Regions from separate parts of the Homo sapiens genome. Here region 1 is linked to region 2. A link is a contact called in ENCODE Hi-C or POLR2A ChIA-PET data. All regions are on one chromosome and are shown on one strand. Each heading gives the region's core, a stretch centred on a gene start or an enhancer-like site at or near the end of the contact. The rest is flanking DNA. Distances are from core to core; before and after follow the strand shown.

What was found. Hi-C counts contacts between places; a loop is a spot of excess contacts on that map. ChIA-PET counts read pairs that join two places held with the same protein, here RNA polymerase II (POLR2A). Pooled maps may share reads with other maps.
Region 1: a pooled map shows a loop between it and region 2 (7-fold over the local background). The contact joins the promoter of DYNC1LI1 here to the enhancer-like site in region 2. A Hi-C loop is called at or near these places in 2 of 168 maps with a recorded cell type or tissue (breast epithelium and naive thymus-derived CD4-positive, alpha-beta T cell) and 11 of 50 pooled maps. POLR2A ChIA-PET finds 5 or more read pairs at or near these places in 2 of 52 experiments (activated T-cell and endothelial cell of umbilical vein).

The regions. Positions count from the first base shown.
Region 1 is chr3:32,568,662-32,574,307 of GRCh38, forward strand. It overlaps DYNC1LI1 (dynein cytoplasmic 1 light intermediate chain 1), which reads right to left and starts at 2,197. Exons shown (of 13, transcript NM_016141.4): 1 at 1,964-2,197; 2 at 1,685-1,758. The coding sequence starts at 2,109. RefSeq lists an enhancer at 1,405-2,190 and silencers at 1,465-1,954, 2,135-2,394.
Region 2 is chr3:32,293,111-32,298,434 of GRCh38, forward strand. The region is part of intron 1 of CMTM8 (CKLF like MARVEL transmembrane domain containing 8); the gene reads left to right. Among named protein-coding and RNA genes, the nearest start is that of CMTM8, 57 kb to the left of the region's middle. Within about 2 kb of position 3,766, at least 2 of the 41 ENCODE cell types and tissues checked have a DNase peak (open chromatin) inside an H3K27ac peak, as active enhancers do.

The DNA.
Region 1 (5,646 bases), core at 947-3,446, 270 kb after region 2:
GAACAAAACTGCCACTTTTGTTTTACCATAAACAGAATCATCTACACAATATCTAATGTGCAGAAATAACTGGACAAAATGTATAAAATAAGAACAAAACTACTGAATCTTACCTTTACCATGACAGTGTTTCCAAATATTTAATTAAAATAGAATCAATTTCAATGAGGTCATATGAGCTTAAATCCATTTTACCTTAGAAATGAGTAGTAATTTGTTTAAATTAGTAAACTAAAAATATATTATACAATTTTTTTTTGCTTTTGGATCCTAATTTATTTTTGCCCTATGAATATCACTTATGTAGGCACTAATTCAATTTTTTAAAAAGTTCTGATCACAAATATTTTCTAATGCAGTTTAAGATAAATCCATGACAAAGTATCACTTGCAAATATTACCACGATACAAACATTAACTCATTTGATTCCCGCCACAACCCTAGAGGCAAGTATTATTATTTCTATAACAACCATTTTAAAGATGAAGAAACTGAGGTTTATAGATGTCAAGCAACTTGCTTAAGATCCTAGGGCTTATATGTGATAGGGCAGTGACTCAATCCAGGCTAATCTTCAGTAGGTGCTTTCAACCACATTAAAAACAAGGGTAAAAACTAATTTTTCAACTAGCTCCATGTAGCTTTAAAGAATATCAATAATCATATATTCTTGCTTGGCAGCAGTCTATTAAAAAAGTAATTTTTTCTATGTAAACATTCATATTTAACCACGCAGCCTATCAAGTAGTATTTGACTTCTTGTTTCCTGTTTTTAGATGGATATAACCAAAACAACAACAACAACAACAAAAAACTCTGGTATTGAGCCGACACCAAATACCAAAGTTTTTAAATTTAATCATCGTATAAGCCAAACTTCAGTTATCTCGCATGTAAAGAGCTATATAGAGAAATTTCTCCTATAAATGATTCAGGAGCTAAGCCTAGAAAAATGCGAATCTGCGAACTATTCTCCCTCAGTCCTCTATCCCCACCCCCAGAGTCACTAAAGAAACAGAATACACAACTTCCAGAGAGCCGAGGAGATACAGAACAATCAGGAGAACTGACACTGGACCGTTTCTCCTTATTACATCCATTTGGCTGAAAAGACTTAACTAGAAAGTTGTGTTCTACTGCCCTTTACAAATTTCAGAATTATATGTGACAGTTAAGGTAGCTGCAACACGAGCACATTGTACCAGAGAACGCTGAATCAAGAACATTTATCGCCAGGTCTTAGTTCTAGCTTCTGTCAATTATACAAAGAGTCAGCTATTAAATATTAATGGCATGCCATTTGCGCTGCAGCTCTCGCAAAGAGCCTCCTGCTACCAATTTTTGTGATGAAAGAAAACCTGTCATTTTCTAGATAAACCCCAGGCCACGAGAATCCCTCAGATGAGCGATCGAATTCTGTCCTTCCCAGGGGAAGCTGTCAGGGCCACCCCCATATACCGGGGAGGAGGAGGAGGAACCTGAGGGAGGGCGGGTCCCCGCAGGTCCTGGGTCAAGGGTCTCGTGTTCCCCTTCTCTCCCAGCCATCCGCGACAGGTCGGGAGGCGAGGCGGGGCGGGGCTGGGCCGGCTGTCCGCACAAAGAGAGCCAGCGAGCTAGCCCGCGGACCAGGTACCCCGGGCCGCTGGGGGCCGGGCGGGGCGGGGCGAGGCAGGGAACACTTACCCAGCAGTAGCACGTTCTTCCCCGCAGGGAGCTTGGAGCGCGAGCGGGTGGAGACCTCGCTGAGGATGCAGGACCTAACGGGAAGCAAGGCGTACGGTGAGGCCGGAGGCCGGAGCCGCAGCGCGGGAGGGACGGACCCGGCCTCGGCGCGCCGGGGATGGGGCTGCCGGGAACGCAGTGGCCGGGCCCGGCGCCGAGCTCCAGCGGGCACGGGATCCCGAGGCGTCCGCGCAAGGCCGGGGGAGCCAGCGGGGGCTGAGGGAGAGGTGGAGTCGTTACCAAAGGTTCTGCCCGTCCTCGTCGTCGCCTGCCGCGGCGCCACCGTTGCCCGACGCTATCTCGTTGCCCAAGGGGCCGCCAGTGTAAGTCGAGGATAATCCCGGCGGAGAAGAACCGAAGGAGCCGACTCGCCCCACGGCCGCCATCTTGGTCGGGAATCACACCACTCCCGGCAAGACTAAATGTGCGAGGCGGCTGAGGCGGTGGCGGTGGAGGCGGCGGGAACCCGGATATGGGGCGTTCAGCGCACGGGAGCGGGGCGGGGCCTGCGGGGGCGGGGCCCCGGGCCGGGCCAGGACTGATGGAGCGAGCGAGAACGGACTGCGCGTGCGTGGCTGCCTGGCCGGCGCTGAGGGGCTGAGCGTACGCGGGCGGCGGGGTGGGCCGCTATGCTGCAACTGAAGCCCAGTGATCTGACAGTATGGAAGTGCTTTCCTTCCGCTCATCCGCGGCCCTGGGCTGCGGCAGGGGGGTTGGGTGTGTCAGGTGAAAAGTGCTCCCTCCCACCCTTCAGACAGGTCCCCAAACCCTGCGGCCTGCGCGGAATTCCTGCATTGTCATTGCCGGCCCACCCACTGTTCAGGCTGAGAGCGGTCCCCCGCCCAAACCGGCGCTTCGCCGGCGCCAAGATAGAAATGGGTCGCCCGGCTGGTAAAGAGGCTGCCCTGCAACCCTGGGCTGGAGTATTGCTGTGGTCCTGGATTTCTGGACTTTATTTGCGTTCTCAAGTGGCGAAGTGTTCCTCAACCTGGACCCACATCAGAAGCAGGTTCTCCGAGCCCCTAAGCAGCGGCGTGACAAAGTAATTGTTTACCCTGGAAATAGACTGTTATTTTTTAAAAATTATTGTCAGGGCTTGCTTTAATGTTCTTAATGTTTTTGTATGAGATCCTCCATGTGAGATTTGAAAAGATCCACTATGCGGGTCATCTAACCGGTCACTAGACATTGATTCCACACTTACTACGTCGAGCACAGTTGACACTGGGAATACATGGATGGACTTATACTAGCCCTAAAATAACTCCTTTTCTATTAGAACTTTACTAGGTAAAGGTATTTGAATGTCTGAACTCCATGTTTAGAAGGAGTCATTGGTTTTAAGGCTCTGTCCTAGTACACCTGTAAGAGCATTTGCTTAAAATTGCCTGGCCTTTGTATGTTATCTCTGTCACTTCATATTTGAAAATCACTTGCTAGAATATGGCCTGATCAATGCTGTTATGCTAGTGAGAAAATCCACAACTAAAGACTATTTGCTATATATTAGCATTACGGTTAGAAGTCTGGAAGCCTTTGGAGGCTGGCAAATCTGAGTTCAGGTCTAGCTCTTCGAGTTTACTGGCTGTGTAACCTTAGGCAATTTACTTAACCTCCGTGAGTCTCAGTTTCCTTATCTGTCAAATGAGGATAAAAGAACTTAGAGTTGTTATTGAGATTAAACGGGATGATTCATGTAAAATGGCTTAGAATAACGACTGGCAAATCTTAAGCGCTTACCACATGTTAATTGTTATCAATGACTTTCTTTACCTTTCACACCATTAATATCTGACCAACCTCTAGAAGTGATGGGCCTAAAGAACTCTTGGAGCTAAAATTCTTTGTCACCTGTAATGCCAGCGCTTTGGGAGGCCAAGGCAGGCAGATTGCTTAAGCCCAGGAGTTCTTGACCAGCCTGGGCAACATGGCGAAACCCCGGCTCTACAAAAAATTAGCCAAGCGTGGTGGTGTGTGCCTATAGTCCCAGCTATTTAGGAGGCTGAGGTGGGAGGATCACCTGAGTCCAGGAGGTCGAGGCTGCAGTGAACTGTGATCATGCCACTGCAATCCAGCCTGGATGACAGAGCAAGACCCTGTCACTAAATAAATAAATAAATAAATAAAATAAAACTTTTGATTTTGTTGTTTATATACTTAAGAAAGGAACCAGAACCCTCCCCAGTAGTCCTACACTTTCTGTGGCACAAAGCAGGATGGAGACCCCCAGGAGAAGCTGAGTCTTTATGTTACTGTTCTAAAGGAGAGCTGTATACTGCTCTTGGCCCCTCTGAAAGCCATTTTACTCTGTACTTTATTCTTTCAGTCATCTTCCTCAGAGCATTTTCCCCTCAATTTTGTTGTCAGTTCCATATCATATTTGCTTAGTCTGAGAAGTGTTTACTTTTATAATAGTGTCAGGCTTCAACACCTCATGACTTCCAGATGCTCAACTACCCACCTAAATTGAGGTCAAAGTTGTATTCCTTGTGGTTTTATAATATCCCTATCCAGCATTCTTCCATTAAGGTGGCTGACAAAAGTGGTCATTTATGAATGCCTACTATGTGCCAGGCACTCTGTGTGTTGTATTTGCAATCCTCATACTTTGTAAGGGTCAGCAAAATTAAGTAACCTACCCCAGGTCACACAGATCAGAAGTTTATAGATAAGCTGAGATTTTTTACTGTCTAGTCTGTAAAATGACCTAGGCCAAACCATGTTAAAATAAATGTCCTCGTAATTTTAGATGCTATTCTGGTAAATACCTTCTGTGAAAACCTCTACATTACAAAAATAGGGAAGCTATATATTATGAGGAAGTCTATAAAAGGAAATAATTCATCAGTCCCTTGGAATTTTTGTTGCATAAATGCTGTTTTATAATTGACCTGTTTTCTATACTATGATTGCTTTTTCTTTATTGCCCAATGTTTTCTTACATCTAAAATTAATAACCATCTTGTTTTTCTTTTTTCTTTTTTTTTTTTTTTTTTTTGAGACGGAGTCTTGCTCCATCGCCTAGGCTGGAGTGCATTGGTGCGATCTCGGCTCACTGCAACCTCCGCCTTCTGGGTTCAAGCAATTCTCCTGTCTCAGCCTCCCGAGTAGCTGGGACTACAGGTGCCTGCCAACACACCTGGCTAATTTTTGTATTTTTAGTAGAAACGGCGTTTCACCTTGTTGGTCAGCCTAGTCTCAAACTCCTGACCTCAGGTGATCCACCCGCCTTGGCCTCCCAAAGTGCTGGGATTACAGGCGTGAGCCACTGCGCCCGGCCAACCATCTTCTTTTTCATTTGCTTAGATTTCCATGTCTTTAATTCAGTTTCAAATTCCCGTCCCAGCTGTGTAAAACTCCTTGTTAGGTATTTTAACAATTTTACCTTCTTAAAGACACCTTTAAGAACCTTCTAGCCTGCTCCATTCTGAGTTGGTTATTCTGAAACTGAATACACAGCTGTCATCCTGTGATCTTTCACCATTGTTCAGAAGATTCCCTTTGCCTCAATCTTGTGTCTTCTTGTTTTAGTGGAGAACTTCCCCCAATAGTTTTCTGATAAAAAGGCTCACTGGTAAGTCTTTGGACACCAGTGTATCCAGTCAAGGTCAACCAGAGGAAAAATGGCATTCTTAAGGGGGTGCTAGAGGAAAGCTTAATAAAGGGACTGTTTACAAAGGTGTGAACAGTGTGAAGAGATAGGACTAGCAACAGCAGGAAGCCTTAGGCTTGAAAGGGATAGAGGAAGGAATGTTTACTAGAATCCAGAGAGAGATGCAGCTTATAGGAAAGTGTTGCCCACCAAGATTTATAGTCTTCAGTAAAGGAACACAGTATCCATCCCTTTCTTTCTGCCCCCTGGTCTCCCACCAGTGTTGCCCTTTGACCAAACCCAACCAGGAGCCAGAGGACAAGAGACCCAA
Region 2 (5,324 bases), core at 2,516-5,015:
TGTATAGATATCCTAGAGATCTCTGAATCAGTGGAGGCTGCCCTCACTTTGGCGGCTATGTAGCAGTCCATGGTGTGGAGGTGCCATCATTGATTGAACTTGTCCACTGTGGTTAATTGGGTACTTGTTTCCAATCTGTAGCTATTAAACTGTGCTCAGGCCAGGCGTGGTGGCTCATGCCTGTAATCCCCACACTTGGGGAGGCTGAGGTGGGCAGATCACTTGAGGTCAGGAGTTTGAGACCAACCTGGCCAACATGGCGAAACCCCATCTCTACTAAAAGTACAAAAATTAGCCAGGCATGGTGCCCACCTGTAATCCCAGCTACTTGGAAGGCTGAGATGGGAGAATTGCTTGAATCCGGGAGGCGGAGGTTGCAGTGAGCCAAGATTGTGCCACTGCATTCCAGCCTGGGCAACAGAGTGAGTGAGACTCTGTCTCAAGAAATAAATAGGCCAGGTGCAGTGACTCACATCTGTAATCCCAGCACTTTGGGAGGCCAAGGCAGGTGGATCACCTGAGGTCAGGAGTTCAAGACCAGCTTGGGCAACATGGAGAAACCTCGTCTCTACTAAAAATACAAAAATTAGCCAGGTGTAGTGGCACACACCTGTAGTCCCAGCTACTCGGGAGGCTGAGGCAGAAGAATCACTTGAACCAGGAGGTAGAGGTTGCTGTGAGCTGATATTGTGCCACTGCACTCTAGCCTGGGTGACAGAGGGAGACTCTGCCTCAATAAATAAACAAACTGTGCTCTGTGAGTAAGCCTGTTCATGTGTCATTCTTCTTTGTGCAGGTGTATCTGTTGTGCAGGTGTATTGGTTGTGCAGGTGTATCTGTAGGTTAGATCCCAGAACTGGGGTTGCAGGATCAAGGGTAAATACATCTCATTTTGGTGGCCACCTCCAGATTTCTCCTCCATGAGAGTCGTGCCCTTTGGTACTCTTATCAGCAGTGACTTGAGAGGCCAGTTTCTCCACAGCCTCACCAACAGGATTGTGAAACGTTTGAATTCTTGCCTATCCCATAGGTGAGAAGTGCCTCATGTTTCTTAACCTGAGTAACATTGATCCAGCCTTACATATCGTGAACAAGGAGCTAAGTGAACTCAGCCTAGTCTGCTTTTCCCTGAATGGCAAGTGTCCTGTGCACATCTGTGTCCAGGTCTTTGTGCTTGCTGTCCCTCTGTCAGGAATGCTCTTCCATTTCACTTTAGACATTTTCACATCCTGTGAGGCTTCCAGATGCCTTCTTCTCTATGAAACGTTTTCCGATTATGCTTTACGCTGCATTTTTGTCCTTCTCCACGTTCCCTCTGGCTTAGTGCTGCTGCCTTGTGTGGCTGCCAGTCACATAGCTGTTGCCCAGAGCCAGGTGGGAGTCTGCAGTCAGGCAGGTCTGGTTTTGAATTCCAGCCTTACCACTTACTATCTCTGGATCCTTGGTCAAATTTCTTCTTGGAGCCTCAGTTTTCTCATCTATAAAATGGGAATGATACTTCTCTAGGAGAAGCCACATAAAGTATGCGGCAGCAGATAGGCATTTAATAAACATCAGCTCCTCGAGGGCAGATCCGTCTTCTTGTTTTCTGCCCTGCCTTCCATGTGCCCTTGCATGCAGTGAATAAAGATATTGTGTCTATTCTTTAAAACACAAAACTGTGGCCAGATGCGGTGGCTCACACCTGTAATCCCAGCACTTTGGGAGGCCGAGGCGAGCGGATCACTCAAGGCCAGGAATTTGAGACCAGCCAGGCCAACATGGTGAAACCCCATCTCTACTAAAACTACAAAAATTAGCTGGGTGTGGTGGTGCACACCTATAATCCCAGCTACTTGGGAGGTTGAGGCAGGAGAATCTCTTGAGCTTGGGAGGCGGAGGTTGTAGTGAGCTGATATCATGCCACTGCAATCCAGCCTGGGTGACAGAGCAAGACTCTGTCTCAAAAAATAAAACAAAATGAAACAAAACAACAAACTTTATAGGAAGTGAATGGTGATTTATTCAGCAATTATTTGAACACATATTTTGTTCCAGGCATAGATCTCAAAACTGAGGATTTAGGCTGGGCACGGTAGCTCATGCCTGTAATCCCAGCCCTTTGGGAGGCCAAGGCAAGTGGATCACCTGAGGTCAGGAGTTCGAGAACAGCCTGAGCAATGTGGTGAAACCCCATCTCTGTTAAAAATACAAAAATTAGCTGGGCATAATGTCGTGCACCTGTAGTCTCAGCTACTCGGGAGGCTGAGACAGGAGAATTGTTTGAATCCAGGAGGCGGAGGTTGCAGTAAGCCAAGATTGCAACACTGTGTTCCAGCCTGGGCAATAAAGCGAGACTCCATCTCAAAAAAAAAAAAAAAAAAAAAAACAAAACAAAACAGCGGAAAGAGAAAATCCCTGTCTTTGTGGAGCTTGCATTCAATTAGGGTGATAGACACCCAATGAATAGAAGTAAATGATTCAGTAGTAAGCATAGATCCAACTATTGTATATCATTTTGTTAAGTTGAGGAACTGTAAGTTCCTTGGGGGCAGGAAGGATGACTGCCCTTCATGGAACCTCTTCAGAGCCTAGTATGATGGAGGAAACCCATACCCACATCTATTAATGTCTCCCCTCTGCTTAAACCCCTAGCAGCTCCTCATGGCCTCCGGGCTATGGTTCAGACTCCTTTCCTGGACTGCAAGGCCCTGTGTGATCCGGGGCCTGCCTTTCTATCTGGCTTTGTTTGTTGCCTGGATATCTATCCACCCTACGTTCCAGCTCCACTGGACCTCCAGTTCCTAAAATGTTCCATGCTGTCTCATCTCTGCTTTATTCTACCTGTTATTCCACTTGCCTGTAATGGTTTCCATGCCCACCTCACCTGGCTAATATCTATATATCCTTTAAATCCTTTTGTTCTGTCTTGGATGTCACTGTCTTCAGGAAACCATCCTTGATTTTCCCACCTCTCAGTCTGTGTTGTGTGCCCCTCCAGCTCTGTGCTCAGTAACAATCAGGACTTCTTTGCTTCAGCCTTTTATTTTTTATTTTTTTTTAAATAAAGATGAGGTCTCACTATGTTGCCCAGGCTGGTCTTGAATTCCTGAGCTCAAGTGATCCTCCCACCTCGGCCTCCCAAAGTGCTGGGATTACAGGCATGAGCTACCACACCTGACCCAGACTTCTACAGCATTATAGGGTAATTGCTGGTTTACTTGTCTGAATCTCCCTAATTGTTCAGCCCCCTCCGGAGTAGGCTTGTCTCTCCCATCTGGTGGTATGTATCTGCAATGAGTACCTGGCACAATGAGTTATGGCTAGACAGATGGATAGTTGAAGCGTAGAATAGGAAGTGGATACATGTTCTGACTTGGCTCTCCTCACTGGGGCCAGCCCAGTCGGAACCTGTTTTCCTTTGTAGGAATCTTGTTTCCCTTTGCCACTCCCTTGAGGCAAGCAACAGGTCCTGCTTCTGGTCCATCACAGGTCTGATGACCCTGGAATGATCACTTACCATTCTGGGGCATTTATTAAATGACCCACTGGGGCTGCAGGATTGCTTAAGTGCAAGAGCTCTGTTGATGTATTCCACAGGAATGGCACCCCTTAGGGTTGTGTAATGTGCCCATGTTGCATTAGATGTTCCATCCAGATCTGAGGTTCCATGGGTGGGGGCCTCCTGCCTCTCTCACCCAGGTTTTCCTCGGGAAGAGCAGTGCCTAATTAAAACCACAAAGGGAAAAACCAGGGCGGCAGACTGTGTGTTATTGTGGCTGATGATGCTTGACATGGCCAGTAGAGGGCAGCAGAGCCGTCCACCATGACCTCCACATTTTCGTTATTGTAAATAAGGGATCCTGAGGATGCCTTCTCCACTCCCTCCCCGTGTGTTTGCTCTCATAGGATGGTTGTTTTTCTGGAAGGTTTGTGGTCTAGCCATTGAACAGAGAGAAAAACATCCCCTTAGGATGTGTTGATGCAAAAAGATGATTTTAGAAAAATTGCCCTCTGGGTTCAAAGAAAGATTACATCATTTCCTCACCTTGAATGTACACAGTCTAGGGATATCTAAACTTTATTTTTTTAATTTATTTATTTTTGAGATGGAGTTTCACTCTTGTTGCCCAGGCTGGAGTGCAGTGGTACAATCTCGGCTCACTGCAACCTCCACCTCCTGGGTTCAAGTGATTCTCCTGCCTCAGCCTCCCAAGTAGCTGGGATTACAGGCGCCCGCCACTGCACCCAGCTAATTTTTGCATTTTTTAGTAGAGGTGGGGTTTCACCATGTTAGCCAGGTTGGTCTCCAACTCCTGACCTCAGGTGATCCACCCACCTATGCCTCCCGAAGTGTTGGGATTACAGGCGTGAGCCACCGTGCCTGGCCTGTACCTAAACTTTTGATGAGGCTATTCTTATCTGTGAACCAACATTTGTGACTAAAGCTCACCTTGGGGAATACAGTGGTAACCTTGCACAGAGAATGCTGTGGCTAGCAGCAGCCCCGTCTGGGGTGGCGCAGACACTCCAGGCTGCTTTGTCTGTCTGAAATCCCAGCAGTGTCATCACAGCATCTTGTGCAAAACATTGATGGTGAAAGATAACAATTTCTTCTATTGCTCACCAGCCTCATTTGGAAAGTTAATTACCAGCTTGTGGAAGTTAAGGAAAGACAAGTTCTTAAACTCAGGGGGATTTGGCATTTTAAAATACAGGTCTGTGGGTGGGAAAATAAGGTTTGTGTGTGGGAAGGATTTGGGAAAATGGACTGAGTGTTAATTTAAGGACTTGAAGTGTTTATGAGGGAACCCTGGATAAGAATAACATTTTAAAAATTGGAGATGATGAGAAACTCAAGCACCAAGGTAAAGAAGTCTGGCTTGTGTTCTTCAACTGGTTTCATGGTCATCAGCAGCAGCCATTGCTCAGAACTCCAACAAAAGCTCTCTAATCTCTTAACTAAAAACTTTTTTTTTTTTTTTGGTTGGGGGTGGGGGGCAGTGGCTGGAGTCTCGTTCTGTCGCTGAGGCTGGAGTGCAGTGGCACAATCTGGGCTCACTGCAACCTCTGCCTCCCAGGTTCAAGCAATTCTATCTCAGCCTCCCCAGTAGCTGGGACTACAGGCTCCCACCACCATGCCCAGCTAATTTTTGCATTTTTGGTAGAGACAGGTTTTGCCATGTTGGCCAGGCTGGTCTCAAACTCCTGATCTCAAGCAATCCACCCGCATTGGCCTCCCTAAGTGCTGGGATTACAGGCGTGAGCCATCACGTCCAGCCCCTAATTAAAAACTCTATATAAATATTTGAGGATCTAAAATACAGAGATACTATAAACATACC